Linked DNA regions of Mus musculus: region 1 is linked to region 2. The links are chromatin loops, found by intact Hi-C in ENCODE. Cell type or tissue: heart. All regions are shown on one strand. Each heading gives the region's core, and the rest is flanking DNA. Links, peaks and the distances in the headings are about the cores only.

Region 1 (5,266 bases), core at 1,060-3,559, 410 kb after region 2:
GGGCTGGAGAGATGGCTCAGAGATTAAGAGCACTGACTGCTCTTTCAGAGGTCCTGAGTTCAATTCCCAGCAACCACATAGTAGCTCACAACCATCTGTAATGGGATCTGTTGCCCTCTTCTAGTGTGTCTGAAGACAGCAACTGTGTACTCAAATAAATAAAAGAAACGAATCCTTTAAAAAAGAAAGTAAATACTTCTTTTTAAGTTAAATGTGAAGGTGAACATGATCTCATATGTGCTAAATACTAAGATATAATAAATGAAATTAAAAAAAAATATATTGGAATTGATATAATAAAGCACACGAGTAAATGCTATGTCTAGTGGGCCGATGACCCTAAGTCGATGCTTTTAACACATACCTGTTTAACATGACTACCAAATATTGGTGAAAGCAGAACAAAATAATCTTTTTTTTTTAAGATTTATTTATTATATGTAAGTACACTGTAGCTGTCTTCAGACACACCAGAAGAGGGAGTCAGATCTTGTTACGGATGGTTGTGAGCCACCATGTGGTTGCTGGGATTTGAACTCTGGACCTTCGGAAGAGTAGTCGGGTGCTCTTACCCACTGAGCCATCTCACCAGCCCCCAAAATAATCTTTTAAAATAGTTAAATGTTGGTGGCTGGAGAGATGGCTCAGAGGTAAAGAGCACTGGGTGCTCTTCCAGAGGACCCAGGGTTCAGTTCCAAGCATCTAGAGGATAGATCACACCTGCCTGTTACTCCAGTTGACATCCTCGCATAGCCATACATGCAGACAAAACACCAATGAACATAAAAATAAATGTAAAATAAACCATTGAAATATGAGGAGCATGTGTCCCTAATAACCATAAATGTTCATGCCTGGTTTCTCATTAACCTTGCTAGCTTAGTAGGGAAAGGACCGATGTCTTGAAGTTTGCTCTGGCACCTTCTCAGGAAGTGATCTTGTTCTTTCTTTCCCTACAGGTAGAAATTAATCTCTCGGAAGTGCCTCTTCACAGCCAGGTGACATGTCAGAGCCACTCAGGAAAGGCTTACCCCAACTCCTGAACCAAGCAGCCTCCCAGAACTTAGCTCCTGGGAAGAACTTCTCAAGACCATTCTCATTTCAACAAAGCTCTGGTATAACAGGGCACCTGGGGGGGGGGGGGGGAAGGAACGACGACCACAGGTTGTTCTACTAGTTTGGGGAAAAGAATGTTGTTCTACTAGTTTCCCGGGATTGCTGCAATTGGCCGGAAACCACCGGGAGAAGAAGGAAGGAGAAATAAAGGAAGATTAATCACCTATAGTTAAGTAAATTACATACATTTTTTTGGGGTCATCAACAGGTTGTAAGTAAGCTCTCTATATACCAATTTTGGAAAATCTTGAACTGGAAAAAAAAAATCCAGTAGGATACATGCCATTTAGAAAAGAGCCAGGAAGTGGAGCATAAGAATGTAAGTATATTCTTAGTCTGCATACAAGTAAACGCTAGAAGGATTTGGAACTTCGAGAACAGAGAACTACGGCAAATTATATACTTATTCTCAAATCAAAGTTAAAATTTGCCAGTAGCTAGAGAACTGCATGTTAATAAAAAATACTTATAAAAGCAAAGTTCAACACAAGGGAAACGCAAAGGGTAACTATTTTGGAAACATTGACTTGAATATTCTACCAAATATTATCATTATCCAAATCAGGATAACGTTTTGTGTTCAAATCATCTGCGCTTATTACAGAGTCCATAAGATAATGGAGGACATTTGTACACTGATGAAAACAGTGGACAAAGTAAACTATAACATGCTCAACTACTGGAAAACTGTAGCCAGTTAAAAATAGTGTTTGGAAAACAAAACCCTGAAAACCGTATTTATGAAGGCATTATCTCTCCTGCCAAATATTAAAAAAATGTATCATTAGGACCAAAATTTAGTGGCAAGTTAAATCTCATGTGTCTTAAATGTTAAACAAACAAACAAAAAACCTTTTACAATCAACATTTTTAATTGAGTGTGACGCAAACTGTAAAACTGTTCTTGAAGAAAATAAATAAATAAAACGATACAATGATTTCTTCTGCCAGGCTTCTTGTGTTTGAACAAAGGTTGCCTTTCGTTGCTGCTCTGGCAAAGACCTTAAGCGTAAATCTTGAAAAGAACGCGCTCTTGAAAAGCAAGCTTAAGCACACGCACGCGCATTCCTACAAGCTTACATAATGGACCCTGCACCGGCCTCGCTGGCCGGCCGGAACCCCGCCCCCAGTCCCGCCCGCGCCCTGCCCCCATCCACCGCCCCCTTGCCAGCTCAGCCGCGCAAGCGCACTAGCTGTGCAGCCGCTCCTAGCCCGGGGGATCCTGGGATTCTGCCTTTCCGGAAGGTCGGGCTGGCTCTCGGTGCTAGGCCGCCGTTCTAGGCCCAAGTCGGGATTCCAGGCCCTGCTCCAAGCCAAGTCCGTAGCCGCGACGACACAGCGGGGATCGCAGAGGACGCGGCCGCAGCTCGTTGGGGTGGCTGAGCCTTGGAGGGCGGCAGCCGGGGTGCGCAGGCCGTGACGGCCCCTCCCCCGCCCTGAGCGCAGCGGCGAAGGACGACAGCCCGGGACCGGAGGAGGTGAAGCGGTCACGTAACTGCCCCGGGTGATGACTCACCCGCTCTCCTGGCAGATTTGAGGTGCGTGCTGCTGTTGCTGCAGGGCGGACGTCGGTGTGCCCAGAGCGGTGCTGCGGCGACCGCTTGCTTGCCCTTGGTTCGGCGGCCCCGGGGTTTCCCGAGAGCGTTCTCTTTGTAACGTCTGCGGCCTGCAGCTCGCAGCGAGCTCCGGCTTCTCCCATGAAGGTGTCTCTGGGTAACGGCGACATGGGCGTCTCTGCCCACCTGCAGCCTTGCAAGTCTGGAACTACGCGGTTTTTTACCAGCAACACGCACAGTTCGGTTGTATTGCAAGGCTTTGATCAGCTCAGAATAGAGGGCCTACTTTGTGACGTGACGCTGGTACCTGGCGATGGAGAGGAAATCTTCCCGGTTCATAGAGCCATGATGGCGTCTGCCAGTGATTATTTCAAGGCCATGTTCACTGGAGGAATGAAAGAGAAAGATTTGATGTGCATCAAGCTTCATGGGGTGAACAAAGTTGGTCTGAAGAAAATCATTGATTTTATTTATACTGCAAAACTGTCTCTTAATATGGACAATCTTCAGGACACTCTTGAAGCTGCCAGCTTTCTACAGATCTTGCCGGTTTTGGATTTTTGTAAAGTATTTCTTATATCAGGCGTCTCTTTGGATAACTGTGTGGAGGTTGGCCGGATTGCTAACACCTACAATCTTATAGAAGTGGATAAATACGTAAATAATTTCATCCTGAAGAACTTTCCTGCCTTGTTGAATACTGGGGAGTTTCTGAAACTCCCCTTTGAACGGCTTGCCTTTGTGCTTTCCAGCAATAGTCTCAAGCACTGTTCGGAACTTGAGCTCTTCAAGGCAGCCTGCCGCTGGCTGAGGCTGGAAGACCCTCGGATGGACTATGCCGCAAAATTAATGAAGAATATTCGCTTTCCACTGATGACACCACAGGATCTCATCAACTATGTGCAGACAGTAGATTTCATGAGAACAGACAATACCTGTGTGAATTTACTTTTGGAAGCAAGCAATTACCAAATGATGCCGTATATGCAGCCGGTGATGCAGTCGGACAGAACTGCCATTCGATCTGATTCTACTCATTTGGTTACCTTAGGAGGAGTTTTGAGACAACAGCTAGTTGTCAGTAAAGAGTTACGAATGTACGACGAAAGGGCGCAGGAGTGGAAGTCGTTAGCGCCCATGGATGCTCCTCGATACCAGCATGGCATTGCTGTTATTGGAAATTTCCTTTATGTAGTTGGTGGCCAGAGTAATTATGATACAAAAGGAAAAACGGCTGTTGATACAGTTTTCAGATTTGATCCTCGTTATAATAAGTGGATGCAGGTGGCATCATTAAACGAAAAGCGCACATTCTTTCACCTGAGTGCCCTCAAAGGACATTTATATGCAGTTGGTGGGCGCAGTGCAGCTGGTGAACTGGCCACAGTAGAATGTTACAACCCAAGAATGAATGAATGGAGCTACGTTGCAAAGATGAGTGAACCCCACTATGGCCATGCTGGAACAGTATATGGGGGTTTAATGTATATTTCCGGAGGAATCACTCATGACACTTTCCAAAATGAGCTCATGTGTTTTGACCCAGATACAGACAAATGGACACAGAAGGCTCCTATGACTACAGTCCGAGGTCTGCATTGCATGTGTACAGTTGGAGACAAGCTGTATGTCATCGGTGGCAACCACTTCAGAGGAACAAGTGATTATGATGATGTCCTAAGCTGCGAATACTATTCGCCAACTCTTGACCAGTGGACACCAATTGCTGCTATGCTGAGAGGTCAGAGTGATGTTGGAGTTGCAGTCTTTGAAAACAAAATCTATGTTGTTGGTGGATATTCTTGGAATAACCGGTGCATGGTAGAAATTGTCCAGAAATATGACCCAGAAAAAGACGAGTGGCATAAAGTTTTTGATCTTCCTGAGTCGCTGGGTGGCATTCGGGCTTGCACTCTCACAGTTTTTCCACCTGAAGAAAACCCTGGGTCACCTTCTAGAGAATCACCTCTTTCAGCACCTTCAGATCATTCTTAGATCCAAGGTGTAATACCTTTTCAGTGTATCATGGGTGGTCTTGTTCATCCCCTTGTATTGTTTCTCCTTATTGCTACAGTTAATAGACAAAAAGGTAACTTAGACCCTTTTTTTTTTTTGGTTTGGCTTGATATTGTTTAGTAAATGGCTATACAAGTGCATTTTGAAAAGTATTAAATATATTCAGCTGTTTTAACAAGTAAAAAAGATACATAGAAAATTAGATTTTTTTTTGTGGTGTTACATGTGTCAAATTATAGATGATCTTAGTAAATGTGTAATTATGTCTGTTATACTAAAAATTAAAACATTTGATTTGACTGAAACATTAAATGGAGGTCCCCTGTTCTAACCTAATATAAAGATTGCCAAGGTACAGCTACCTCCCTCTTGGATAGTTTTGGACAATCTGTTGTCTAGGCTGTGTGATTAGTCTTAGAATATTTGAAGTTTCCTAGGTAGACAGAAATAGTAACAATATTAACTAGAAGAAACAGGTCAGGATTTGTTCTCTCACTGGAGAAAAAATAATAGGTGTGTACACTAGTCAGATATTCATGCTCACTCAAAAATTTGTGTACACACATAAACTTTTAGAC
Region 2 (5,266 bases), core at 1,841-4,340:
CCACTCCCAGGACCCTGACAGCTCCCTCATATTACTTAGTCTTCCAGCCCCAATACAAGACAAACTTAAAGAAAACAGGGATGCTGTTTCACTCAACTGTGCATTCTCAGAGCCTGGCAGGTTTCCAATAAGTATTTTTTGGGTAGGATTCTGCCGGTAGACAGATTACATCGAGATCATGAGCATTATACTGTCCCTACAAAACGGGATGCTTTTCATCTGAATGGTCTATCCTATCTCTTAAACCAAACGGTATTGAATTTAAACTCGAACCCCTGGTAATATTTCCATTTACAAAGGAAGGTACCAGAGTTAGCATTAACAGAGCAAGCACTGAGCTGGGCGTGTGACATAAAGCTAACAACAGCTCAAAGTAGGAGTGATCAGCACTGGCCTCCTAGCAGAGGTCCCTAAGAGAGTCCAGGCCTCTCGGGTCCAGTGTGGGAATATTCTCACTGAGGTACACAATAAAACAGTTGCTTCTCAGAAACGGATGGAATGGTGCATGCCAAAAGCCACCTGCTGGACACAAACGTGCCTCCTATACAGTGGTTTTCCGCAGAGGCGGCCTGCGTATGCACGCAGCCCCAGCTCTCTATTTCCTCCCCACTCAGAGGAAAGCAAATGAAACTATTGTTTAAGGACCAAGAAATATCTCACATCTACTTGCTGGGAGTGCCAGGCTGTAAGTCTGTCATTATCTAGGAACCTGTACGAGACACGTTAGCTGATCTGTCAGCTTCACATCTGTAAGAAAGAATCGTTATGTTCTTATGATCTCAAATGAACAATCCATCCATGCTACCTGATGTCCAGATAAAATACAGTGTGTGTGTGTGTGTGTGTGTGTGTGTGTGTGTGTGTGTGTGTGAGAAAGGCATTCTCGGCTGGCTAGTGTTAACCCCGAGTTTCCCTGTGTCTGCCTCTCTATTGGCAGGACTATGGATGCTGGTGTCTGCCACCAGCTCCCCAGCAAGGGTGCTGAGGGTCCAAATTCATGTTCTCACACTTGGGCAGCAAGCACTCCAGAGACGGAGCCACTTCACTCTCGCGCTAAGATATCGTTTTTATAGGTTATTTTGCTCTGGATAGGGACCCTTCCTGTTTTCTATGTGGGGTGCTGCCTTAGCAGTTTGTGGAATATGGTGTTGGCATCATGATTTTTTATTAGCAATGTTCTCACCTGTTGCAATCTCAAGAAGAGAACTCAGCAGGTATTCCGAGCACCATTTATATCTCTAAGTTTTATTTCAAAAGCTTGCCAAGATAAAAAAAATACATATCATTCAATATTTACATAGCTCTTTCTGCTCTTAAGTGGACCACATTCATTTTGCAGGGAAACTGTGTGTTGGGCAGAAGGCTAACCAGATTAAAGCAAATTCTTTCTGTTGAGATATGCTGGTCCTTGCACAGATAGTATTATCCTGACTGGACTGATTAAGTGTGAAGTTCTAGCTATTTGGTTTTACTCACATTGTGGGACAGAGATGACAAATAGATCTATCTTCAAATCACAGGCCTCTACCTCAGTGAAATTTCCAGCCCACAATATGTTAAAATCTCCACTTTATAAATAAGTACCTACTGTACCTTGCACATGAAGACCCTTTCTGCCCCGTTCCTGCTGACTGGAACCATGGCTTTCTATAAATGTAAATAATCCTTTTCAAAATGGAGAAAAGAAAAAGTTGGCCCCTATGACCGAATGCAGCAACCTCACCCTGAGTGGTTCATGAAGCCCTGCAGGGCCCCAGTATACAATGCCCTGGCACGCTGAAGGCTAAATGCAGAGATGGGCCTCTTGCAAGGGCATCAAACGGCACTGCAGGCAATCAAAAGGATGCCTGAAGAAAACTGTGCACTTCCTGTAGCATGGGTCAGAAATTCCTAAACTGAATCAAATTAACTGCGTTCTTGGCTAATAATAAACAGCCTAGAAAGGACTTAAACACCAGTGTTTCCTGGGCTCCGTTATTCCACTCTCTACCCATCAATCAGGATGTGTTTAAAACTCCCCAAGGGAGGCTCACTCCAACTCTCAGAACTCATGCTCTCATCTGGCCAGCTGTTCCCGGCGCACAAGAGTCCCTTGTGTCCAGATCTCTGGGGACCTAAGGCCTAAGAAAATAACTCTAACTTTCAAGGTTGGAAAGCGGTTTATAAGACAGAGGCCTCCAGTCTGAGAGCGGTCCGCGCTCTGTTTCAGTATTTAAAAAGTCTCAGAGCTCCCTCAGCTCTGCGCTGCCGAGGTAAAACAAAGCAAAAGGAAATCTAAGTTTGGAGGGGGAAATGAAGCCGAAGCATGCAAAAGAGCAAGTGCCAGCTCTCCCACGTGGGCCTAGTCAAAGTAGCGGAAGCTTAAGTCCCGTAAGACTAGAGGGACCGACGCAGCAGCCGCAGGAGCTGAGCCACGCGCCAGCTCCCGCCTGGGGGGGAGTGGTACTAAAAGAGGGTGGCAGCGGGGCGCAGTCCCCTCCATCATCCCGCTCCCCCTTCTATTACCCCACTCCCCATCAGAGCCCCGGTTACCACCGCTCGGGCCCGGAATGCAGATGAGTTCAAAGGCTGGGGACATCGGGGTGGCGCTGGGTGCCGCGCGCCCTGTCCCCTCCCTGCTGAGCGGTGGGTGGGGGGCGCTCCGGCTGGGGACACAGCCTGGAGGCTCGAGAAGGAACCCTGCAGGGCTGGCCCATTCACAGCTTGTAGGGTGATCTCACCTTCACCGCCGTGCAGGCGGAGCCCGAGGCCATGTCTGCACCAGGGAAGTCCACAGCGGGCCGCAGCGTGGGACCGGGAGGAGACTGCGGGGCCGGCGTGGCGCGGGAGTGAGCAGTGCGGGGACCCACGGGCTCTGGCTCCTCCTCTTCCTCCCGGGGAGCGCGGGATTGGCTGTTCTCCTCCACCCTCCTCCTCAAATCAGGTTCCCGCCTCCCGTCCCTCTTGCAGAGTTTTCGGCTTCTCGGGGCTTCTGTTGTTACTGTGCAGCCTGATGGCGAGTCTATGATCAAGATAGAAAAGCCACTTAGGATGTGCTTGTCACTTTGTCTTTTAACTGTTTCACAAGAACATGGTGAGGTAGCGCATTACTGCCAGTTCTGCGGCGACTTGGCTGCCCCGGTGGCCAGGGCTGTAAAATCAGGGCCTGCCGCATTCCTGGGCTTTGGGGAGGGCGGAGGGAAACTGAAGAGTGCTAGCTTGAGATTCCCGCCCCCCACAGCTCTGATTTACAAACTGGTTTATTTAGCTTCTGTTTGGCGGGGAGCTTTTAAGGAGGCAGGACCCTCCCCAACACCCAGCCTGATGCTACCAGCAAGGGGCATTTTTAAAATTCCTTTATACAATGGCTAGTGATGCAGATTTGTAATCCCACTCACTCATGAAGTCTGGTCAGCAAGCAGTATGGCAAGTTCAAAGTCTTACTTGGTTACAGAGTGAGTTCAAGACCATCTTGAGCAATATTAAGAGTCTATCTCAAAAATAAACAGAGGGCTTGGTATTTAGCTCAGCACTAAAGTGTTTATCTAGCATCCAAGGAGACACTAGCTTCAATCCTCACTCCAATAAAATAAGCAAAAATTAAAACAAAACTTTCTATGCCAGGGCAGCATACGGTACAGCAGGATTCAGGTCAGGACCTGTGTCTCTGTGATGCAATACCAGCAAGACCCACTCTGACCCCAGCGACCTTTCCCCTGGATACTCTCTCTGAGAGGCCCTATCCCTTCTCTACTAGGACAATTCATTATAGCCTTTGATGGTACAAGCTGCGCCAAACAAAATGCTGGGCAGCAGCTATCTTTTTTTTTTTCTTAGTTTATTTCATTATTTATATGTATGCACACACAAATACCTGCAGGTGTGTTTGTGTTTGTGTGTGTGTGTGTGTGTGTGTGTGTTTGTCCAGAACCCAGCCTGAAGCTGGAGTAACAGGCAACTGTGAACTGCCTGATATAGATTCTGGAAACCGAATTTACCTCTACAAGTGCTCTTAACCCCTGAGCCATCTCTCCAACCCTGGGTGACAGCTATCATTTTTTAAGGTTTATTTATTACTATATCTAAGTACACTGTAGCTGTCGTCAGATGCACTAGAAGAGGGCATCAGATCTCATTACGGATGGTTGTAAGCCACCATGTGGTTGCTGGGATTTGAACTCAGGACCTTTGGAAGAGCAGACAGTACTCTTAACAGCTGAGCCATCTCGCCAGCCCTGGGTGACAGCTATCTTAAGGGTGGTCCCCCGAGATATAGAAAAAGCTACAAATTTCTCTGTGGTTGGGAAGGAGCCAAGGAAGGAGATTCTGTTTTCTTCTTCTCAGCAGTGTTAACTGAAAGTTCCCAGAGAAAAGGTACCCTCGACTCGCATTCGACGAGGCCGATGAACTAATCAGGCTTGTGGAGAGTTGGAAAGTTTCTGGCCCAGAGCCTACCTTGCCCTGTCTTGCCCCACTAAGTGGTACTTACTATCTGCCTTTCTGTGTGCCTTATTGTCCTTGTGCCTATTGGGTAAATCTTTTGGAGTGTACAAAGCTAGCTCCCACCAATCCCAAAGGCGAGCCTCATCGGTAGCATCTGCAGCCTACACTCTATCCTTCCCTATAAGTCACCTGTGTGATGTTTTCAGGAATACATTCAAAGTGTTTTCCTGTGTGACTTTTGTTGTTGTCGTTGTTCCGTTCCTATGACAACTTGGTGAAACTGTTACTGTCCTGGAACATAATTTGGGTTGAACTAAATCTGTGTTCCCTGCCCTGGCCACTCATGCTTGGGTCCAAAACAAGTTCTCAGACTGTCTTTGGTGTGAGAGCTGGTGTTTATGTCAGTAGTAAAGCAATACCCGTACACCTCCATTTAATGAATCTCCACCTTCTGTTGGTGTGGATGCTGCCTGATGCTGTGTAGACCCATTCGTCGCCATTATCCACTCTGTGTCTAAGTTTTCTCAAGATATAAACATTTCTTCTGTTACAATCATTTTAGGTTATAAAATACAATGGAAAGCTGGGTGTGGTGGCGTAAGGCTGTGATTTTAGCATATAGAAGACAGAGGCAGGAGGATTGTAACTTTGAGGCCAGCCTGAGAAACATAGTGGGATACTGTCTCAGAAACCTAAAAACTAAACATAATGGCAGAAGTGATACAAAAATATTAGGTTAGGATGTGGTAGTGAGCTGGCTCAGTAGGTAAAGGAGTTCGCTGCCCAGCCTGATGTCAGAGCCCAATGAGGAGACTATAGAGAGAACTTCTTGTGTTTTGTATGG

What was found. Hi-C counts contacts between places; a loop is a spot of excess contacts. Peaks named below come from ENCODE experiments on the same cell type or tissue, not always from the same donor. Only the 100,000 strongest peaks of a DNase experiment are listed, where the experiment ranks them.
Region 1: it touches region 2 in a loop (5-fold over the local background); 3 of 42 quality-filtered maps call a loop at or near these places.

What each region holds. Positions count from the first base shown.
Region 1 is chr4:88,719,550-88,724,815 of GRCm38, reverse strand. It overlaps Klhl9 (kelch-like 9), which reads left to right and starts at 2,308. Exons shown (of 1, transcript NM_172871.2): 1 at 2,308-5,266. The coding sequence starts at 2,814. The coding sequence ends at 4,667. In heart, for the core only: no CTCF peak of the experiment used is centred there; a DNase peak (open chromatin) is centred at 2,325; H3K4me3 peaks cover 1,710 bases; H3K27ac peaks cover 1,919 bases.
Region 2 is chr4:89,134,979-89,140,244 of GRCm38, reverse strand. It overlaps Mtap (methylthioadenosine phosphorylase), which reads right to left and starts at 2,875. Exons shown (of 8, transcript NM_024433.2): 1 at 2,721-2,875. The coding sequence starts at 2,753. In heart, for the core only: a CTCF peak has its summit at 3,033; DNase peaks (open chromatin) are centred at 2,074, 2,414 and 2,874; H3K4me3 peaks cover 1,698 bases; H3K27ac peaks cover 1,799 bases.